3 separate regions of the Homo sapiens genome follow, and all the other regions are linked to region 3. Evidence: chromatin loops called from intact Hi-C (ENCODE). Cell type or tissue: endothelial cell of umbilical vein. All regions are shown on one strand. Region 1 has its middle 11 kb from the start of LINC01523. Region 2 holds the start of LOC124904922 (a long non-coding RNA gene). Region 3 has its middle 64 kb from the start of LINC00494.

Evidence for each region. A loop is a pair of places that touch in the nucleus more often than their neighbours do. Peaks named below come from ENCODE experiments on the same cell type or tissue, not always from the same donor. Only the 100,000 strongest peaks of a DNase experiment are listed, where the experiment ranks them.
Region 1: it touches region 3 in a loop (2.9-fold over the local background); 5 of 110 quality-filtered maps call a loop at or near these places.
Region 2: it touches region 3 in a loop (3-fold over the local background); 35 of 110 quality-filtered maps call a loop at or near these places.

Annotation. Positions count from the first base shown.
Region 1 is chr20:47,971,431-47,973,930 of GRCh38, reverse strand. No RefSeq gene overlaps it. Among named protein-coding and RNA genes, the nearest start is that of LINC01523, 11 kb to the left of the region's middle. In endothelial cell of umbilical vein, no CTCF peak of the experiment used is centred here; DNase peaks (open chromatin) are centred at 310 and 1,530; H3K27ac peaks cover 1,107 bases.
Region 2 is chr20:47,772,621-47,775,120 of GRCh38, reverse strand. All of the region lies in intron 1 of SULF2 (sulfatase 2), which reads left to right. LOC124904922 (a long non-coding RNA gene) reads right to left here and starts at 1,031. Exons shown (of 3, transcript XR_007067620.1): 1 at 951-1,031; 2 at 525-681; 3 at 1-376. In endothelial cell of umbilical vein, no CTCF peak of the experiment used is centred here; DNase peaks (open chromatin) are centred at 870 and 1,470; H3K27ac peaks cover 909 bases.
Region 3 is chr20:48,294,675-48,297,174 of GRCh38, reverse strand. No RefSeq gene overlaps it. Among named protein-coding and RNA genes, the nearest start is that of LINC00494, 64 kb to the left of the region's middle. RefSeq lists enhancers at 293-1,037, 1,038-1,781, 1,782-2,500. In endothelial cell of umbilical vein, a CTCF peak has its summit at 1,371; DNase peaks (open chromatin) are centred at 1,014 and 1,484; H3K27ac peaks cover 2,203 bases.

The DNA.
Region 1 (2,500 bases), 320 kb after region 3:
CTGAGGACCCTCCCTCCTCAGCACATGGCCCTCCTGACTGTTGGGGGAGCCAGCATGAAGCCCCCGTCGCCGACCGGCAGGCCCGAGCTCCTGGACTCAGCATTGACCGACACTGACTCTGTTCCCACAGCAGCCGCTTTGTTCGTCTCCTTTGTGGACACTTAGCTCAGCGCCTGTGCTGCTCGGCTGTGACCTGACCTTCGAGGGTCACCTCCTGAATTCACTCGCTGTGACCTGTGCTGCGGACCCCGTCAGGAAGCTCCTGGTCTCCCCCGGCCCCTCCCCCGCCTCATTTGCACAAAAGGCCTCATTGTTCTGCAGGGTCTGACTCAGACCTGCCCTGGTTTCAGTTTCCGCAAACACCCAGCACTGGCTTTGGGTCAGGGGTCACTCTGGAGTGAACGGGGCGCCCTGAGCAACCCCACATCGCTGTGTGATCCCGGCTCATCCACAGGAAGCCCCGGCCCAGGGACCCAAATGGGTCCCAGAAGTGGACCAGATGCAGCGCCGACGGTGATGTGGGGACGCCGGCATCTCCAACAGTGGGAAAGAGGAAACTTTCTACTTTTCATTAACCCCGTCCTCTTCTCCCCCAGGGTTACGGGGACACAGTGTCTTCACTGGCCATGTTGGAACGTTCTGGGGAGTGAAGGGAACGTCCCCAAGAGCATTGACTTGACCTTCGCTTTGGCTGAGATTTGAAATTCTCTTCTTATCAATCTCTATATCTGTACACGCAGGAGTCTGTTTTACATCCAGCCATCCCTGTGACCTCGGGCGAGTTCCTTACCTTGTGTTTTCTCATCTGTAAAGTGGGTATAATGACCACCGCACGGCCTCGCATGCTTGTCAGAACCAAATCAGACAATGCACGAAGACCCGTTGGCCCGGAAAGCTGCAGCTGGGCCCTGACGATGCCACGCTGTCCATCTGGGGAGGGGAAGTTCATTGCTAATTCGACTCAAAGGAGGAAAAATGCACGTCCCCCTGAGCTGAAAGAAGGAACGAAGCCAAGTCCATCAGGCCACCGGGTCTCCTTAGGCTGAGGAAATGGACAATGAGGGCGACATCGAAACTGCAGAGAGCAGCAAAGCCCTTCACTACTGCTGCCCGAACCCTGCAGCGGCTCCTACAGCCACCACGGGTCACTGGGCCAGGAGCAAGTTGGGGAACAGCCACATCACCATCCAGGGAAGCCCCCGGAATGGTGGATTTGCTAACAGCAGCCACACAGACACCTCACCTCACGCCAGGCTGCTGAGCTCAGCGGGGGGCACGATTGCCCAAGCAGGGGTGGGGCAGGGCAAGGCAGACCGAGTCACACGGTGGGAAAAGCCAAAAAAAAAACCTGCCTGATTTGGTAAAATGCCAGAAAACTGCGTGAACTGGGCATTTGAAAGTAAGTTTTTAAGGCGTAGCCATTTGTTGGGGTTTTTTTGCCCCGTACTCTCCTGTCTCCCTCCTCGCCACACAATAAACTGTGTCCAAGGCAGCCGCCCTCCCGCTGCCAGGACGTGCGAGGCAGGAAGGTCAGGAGCTCTGCTGTGAGGGCGCCACCCGGCTTCCGGTTTGTGCATGAAAACCCGGCTCAGCTTTTCCATTCCGTGAAGACTGGGCTTCTCCAGGCTGCTCGGTAAATAATCACGGATTCCACTGGGAATAGGAAACGTCCCCACAGCCCCATCTCCATTGTGCACCCAACCTCCAGGTGTTTTCAATCTCTCAAAGAGCCCCGACGCCTGAAATTTAACAACTAAAATCTTATTTTTCATTTCCTGAGATTCTCTTGGTGGAATCAGGCAGCCTGGCGGTGCGCAGCACCTAGGGTGGCTCATGATGAAAAATCCAGAGGGGACTTTGCCTTCCTGCATGTCCTTTTGTCACCAGAACCCAGGGACCAGCAGGACCCAAAGCTCCCTGCGGGATCAGCTGGGTCTGGGAATCACTGTCCTGGGCCCAGTTGGACTTTTCGGATGAGGCCGGTGTTTGGCACCTGGGCTGGGCAGGTGGGAAGGACAGAGGCACTGATGGAGAGAGGGAGGAGAAGGGGATTCATGGCGGTCCTGGGGGAACCCCACGGGTGCCTTTGGCCTCTCCCTGGTCTGTCTGCCCCTCAGGATGGTTAAACTGTCCCCTGAAAGTTCCCCATTGGGCAAGTCCAGCAAGCCTGAGCCAGGCCTGTGATCTCAGGGTGGGTGGAGCTCTAGAAGGCCTGGCCCTCGCTCCTGGAGTCCACATTCACCCTCAAGGCAGTGAACGGCGCCCCACTGCGCATCTACTCACTAACCAGGCATGGGATGGTTTCCATGGTTCCTGTGTCTTAGACCAGCTCGCTCACGGTGACATGAGATGCCCTGAGACCCCGCCATGGTGCAGAGTGACATTAATGCATTAAATTAGCAGCCTCTGCAACACAAACACATTTCCATGTGGAGCCTGTGACGTTCTTTGGTAAAAGGGATCATTACGTGTTTGCAAACATTCCATAAGCTGAGGAAGG
Region 2 (2,500 bases), 520 kb after region 3:
TTTGAATACCAGGCAGTGTGGCTTTTTGGAGTCCACCAAAGTACCCATTCATCACAGACTGCAAGTAGCAGAGCCCAACACTTACTACCTCAAGCTGGAACAGGATTTACTGGGGGGCTCAGGAAAGGACAGGTCAGGAACTGAGGAAATTCTGGGGACCTTGGCGCAGGAGTTACTAGCAGCCTCCTGAAGGAGAGTTTCCATCCCAATGCGACAAATGCACCCCTGCTTTTTCTTTCTGCCCTTGACACTTTATTTGACAGTTGGGGACATGGTAAGAAAGTCTGATTGACCTTGGTCACATGATCACCCCTTGGCAGAGAGGATGGGGGCATCTTGGCAGAGGGGAGGGAGTCCTCAAAAGGAAGCTGGGGTGCTGTCAAAAGAAGGGGACCAGATGGACAAAAATTGTTAGAAATCTCTGCACCGCCCCTGCATAGGTGACTCCACCCCTGGCAGAGCAATGAACATTTTAAAACGAGTGAATGGACTTTGAAAGTCCAGTATAAGTAGAATGCCCAAACCTGTGTGGCAGCTTCTCCAGCTCCAGGGCCCCATAGCTCAGGTGCTGCTGGGGGTCTGGAAGCTTCTCTCCACTTTACGGGGCAAAGTCAACTCCTAGAACCCCTGCCATGCCTCAATATCCCCCTCCAGAAGATAGGGGCAGTTTGCTTCTGGCTCCTGAAAGGAGAGCATGCGCGGTAATGAGGGACCTGGGCTCAATGCCTGCACTCCCTCCTCCCAGACCCCGCCTCACCAGTGACACTGCCTTCCACCCCAACACCTGGTGACACCCAGTGAGTCCCCGCAGCAGGGGAGGCTGCTAGTAGGAAAAACTGATCCAGACTAATCTCAGCTCGCAGAGCCTCTGACCCGGGCTTTCCTCCCACTTGCCGGTCTATTTCCGGCTGCTAATTAGATTGCACAGCAAGCCACATTGGGAAGCCGACCTGTCGTTCCAAAGGCACTCCACTCGCATCTCCAAATGTAGCAGGTGATTTGGTAAAAGTTGATTCTGACTCCTTCCCCCAGCTTCTAAAATAATTGTAAGTGTCGGGCTGTTTCCAAGGTGAACTAATGAACAGCTCATCTGCTAATAGCAGGGGCAAGCTGGCTGAGGACGGCACGCTCGCCTGTGGATTGGGTGAAAAGGAAAGAAGTAATTGGATTATTAATACCAAGCCGTCAAAATACCTTTTATTCCTTTTATATTCTTCTGGAAGGAAACGACAATCTCTGGAAACATAAATACATGTTCTGTGGGGGTAAGCAGGGCTAAGAAAATGTGGGGCTGAAAAGGAGGAGGGGGTTAAAAAGGTGGAATTGTCAGTCCCCACTGTGGCAGTCTACACTGAGAACCAGCCCACAGTTAGGCGTGAATAATGACTCTGTTCAAGTCGGACTTTATTGCTTTTGGCCAAAGGCCTTTTGCAGAAATAACTTTGTAACTCCCTGCCAGGGAAGCTTTTGTCCACAGCTGAGACAAAGGAACAAAGAACAGAGGTGGGAATTTCTGTATCTGATTTCTACTTCCTCTAAACAGCCAGAAAGGACAGCGGGTGTGGCCTGCCCAGAAGGCATGGGCTGGGGCAAAGGGGTGTCCAGCCTCCTGTGGGCCACACTGCCGTGCTCGGCTGCACCATGTTGGTTTCATTGTGCACATTCCCACCCCAGGGCCTTTGCACTTACTTCCTCCGTTCATAGAAAGCATTTTGCCCACAACTGGCTTCTCGCCCGCCTCTGCTCTCAGCTCAGATGCCATTTCCTTATGCCACCTCCTCATGCCAGAGAGGCCTTTCCCAATTTACTGTCCATCCTATCACCTGACAGCTTCCTCCAAAGCTCTTAAGACAATCTTCATTCATTCATTTTCTCCTCCACCAAGGTATCACAGCTCCATGAGGACAGAGGCCTGGCCTGCCTTGTGGCCACTGCTGTTTCTTAGCATGTGGCACATAGTAGGTGCTCAGGAAAGATTGGATAGCTTGGAAGAGTCGCACATAGCTCCCAGGCCAAGCTCCAGCGGGGCTTTATGGAGCCCGCTCAGTGCTTAAAATAGGTTGAAAGTTTTTACTTTGGAAATGGTGTTTCCGGTGTAGTCCAGGCGCCACCCCATCTCTATCCTAAATCTAGGCCACTTTACTCACTCAGGTCTCCTGCCCGACCCTTGGATGCATTTGCATATTTGTCCCTGCTTTAGACAAAGGCCACTGCAAACATATCTCTCTCCAAAGGTCACCAGACAACATCCAGACTTCTTGCATTGCCAAGTCTTGTGCCAGACCGGTGGCCTCCACCAACCAGGTCCCATTGACTGGATCAAGGTGTAGTCTTCATCTTAGCCGTCCACGCACAGGGCGTAAGTGGCGTTGATCTCATCATAAGCAGGTCATGGCAGGAGGAGGGTCGGGCAGGAGACCTGAGTGAGTGAAGTGGCCTAGATTCAGGATAAGAGACGGGGTAGGGCCTGGACTACATTGGAAATGCCATTTCCAACGTA
Region 3 (2,500 bases):
TGCTGCCCCGAGGTGCAGAGATGGAGATGGGGCAGAGGCACTGGGTCCCCAGCCATGCCTCTCTCTGTAGTCATGAGCTTCTCACCTCCTGCTGCACAGACCTGTGGTTCCACTCAGATCCCAGCACAGAATTGCACCTGACATTGGGTCTCCTGGTTCTCGGCAGCTGGATCTGGTTCTGTCCCTGTGGGGAGGTGGCTGCACCTGCAGGTCCTCCCGGGATCCTGACTGATGCACAATAGACAAATCACCATGTGAGGAAACGCTTCAGGGAGGAGGGCGTCTCCACTCCCCAACAACCCAGCAAGACAAATCCAAAGGGATCCAGGAGAACGGAGCTAGCAGGAGCCTGCTGCTAAGGAGAACGAGTCGAGTGTTCTCATGTTTCTGAGGTTATCTAACAAGATGCACAGACTCACGTGGGACAGACATCATTTCAGGGCAAAGATGATACGCTGAGTGTGGGTTGGGTATTTGTGGCTTGAATTTTCAAAAGCATTTTAGGTGCATAGAAAACTATTCTGCAACAAACCATTTCACAAAGGATATCAAACTTTACAAGCACAGTGGAAGCTTCTAGTGTAACTCTCCACCATCATGTTTGCCTCCCTCCCTCTGAGAATCACACCTGAACTTTAGGTTTACTATGCTCGTGTATTTCACTTTCACTGCATTTTCATGTATGACCACTTTTCCAGTTTATTTTAACCTCTGTAGAGTACTCCACGCCATGAGCTCCAGCTGGTGGACATCCGGGCTGGCTCTGTGTTTTTCATGATCACAGACAAACAAAGCTGCCATGAATGTTCCAGTGCCTGGGTGCATGTGACACACTTGGGGCCAATGAGATGCAACAGGCCTTTTATTGTGGCTTCTGAGAGCAGCAGAGGCTCTTTTCTGCCGGGCTGAATCTGTCCTCAGCCATGACAGGAGATACTCTCTAAGAATGGTCCTGAGAGGGAAAAAGAAGAGCCAAGAGGCCAGGAGACACTCGTCCGGACCTGATGACATCATTGCAGCCTCTAGATCCAGCTGTGCCTGCAACGAACAAGGCATTCCTGGCACATTTTAGTCACCTGATGTAATAAAATTCTTTCATTTAAAGCTATTTAACTCGTTTTCTGTTGCATGCAACCAAGAGTGCTGACTGATTAAATCTTCCAATTATATGATGTTTTTACTTTAAAAGGAGTATTCAGTGCCTTCACCTGAAAGGAGCAATAATGGTAGTATTGAAGGCACACAGCAGTCCAGTGGTACTTAGAGGGTCCCTAAAATTATACTGTGTGGCCGGTTACTACTCAGTCCTTAGATTCAGCTGGTTCAGCAAGAAGAGTCATCAAGCTATCAGCTCTCTTCCCTCCTTTCTCCTGAAGGTGTCCTTCTTTACCTTTAAGACAGAGCACCCAACTAGCTTTGGCTGTTTTCAATTAGGCCTTCAGCTAAGAAATGGAAGGAAAATTTAAGGCCAGAATCATCGGAATGCGATGACGTGTACTTTCAAAAATTTTCCAGGAGGAGCCGACCTCATTCAGGACTTTGATGCTGGATTGAGTGCTCTGGTTCCACTCAAAGCTTAAGAATGCTTGACCTCTGATCTGTTAAGGCCTCAGACAAAGGGCAGACAATTACATGCAGGGAGAGAAAAATAGTTTTCTGGTTACAAAGATAATTTTTAATTGTTCTGCAATTGATGATTATCTAAATTTGAGTTTTGGTGTTTTTTTGTTGTTGTTGTCAACGTAAAGGAGTGAAGGATCCCACCAGCCTTCAGGCCTTGCTATTTAAGCAGGATGAACTAACACCTGCAGAATAATATCTGCATCTGTCACTGCTTAGTTGGATTTCAGGCCATGTCCTTTCGTCTTGCTAATCAGTTTTCCTGATTTCCTGGACTAATAACTCTTTCTCTGGTCTCCATTAGCTGCACATGCCATTTCTCTTGTAAAGACCTTTAAGTTTATGTTCTTATTTAAAGCAACGTTTGATGGACACCAGGCTTGCTTATTGAGTGTGTCTCTGACCCTAGGTCAAAGCAGAAAATGGGATTTTTGAGAAATGTCACTGAGGTCATGGTCGCCAGGATCAGCATAGTGAGCACAGACCCAGGGCTCAGAGGGCTACAGCAGGCAGCAGGAAACATCGTGGTGGTAAACTCCCGGGTCCTGTCTGAAGTCAAGTACCAAGGAGAGAGAATGGAAGCTTGGCAGTTCACTGAATTTATTCCAGAAGGCGAAGCTTGCACCTTCTCCTTGGTATTTGACTTCAGATAGAACCCAGGAGTTTACCACCACAATTCAGAGCTGACGAAGGACTGAGTTTTTCTAGATGAAAAAAAAAAAAGTTACCAAAGTGATTTGCACATTGTAGAACATTTCAATTCACAGATTTAACATCAGAGGCTTTAATGATTTGTAAATGACTCTGTGTGTTAATTGGGATGGCTTATGGGCAGTTAAAAGATCCCCAAATCTCAGCAGCTTAAAATAAGAAACAGCTA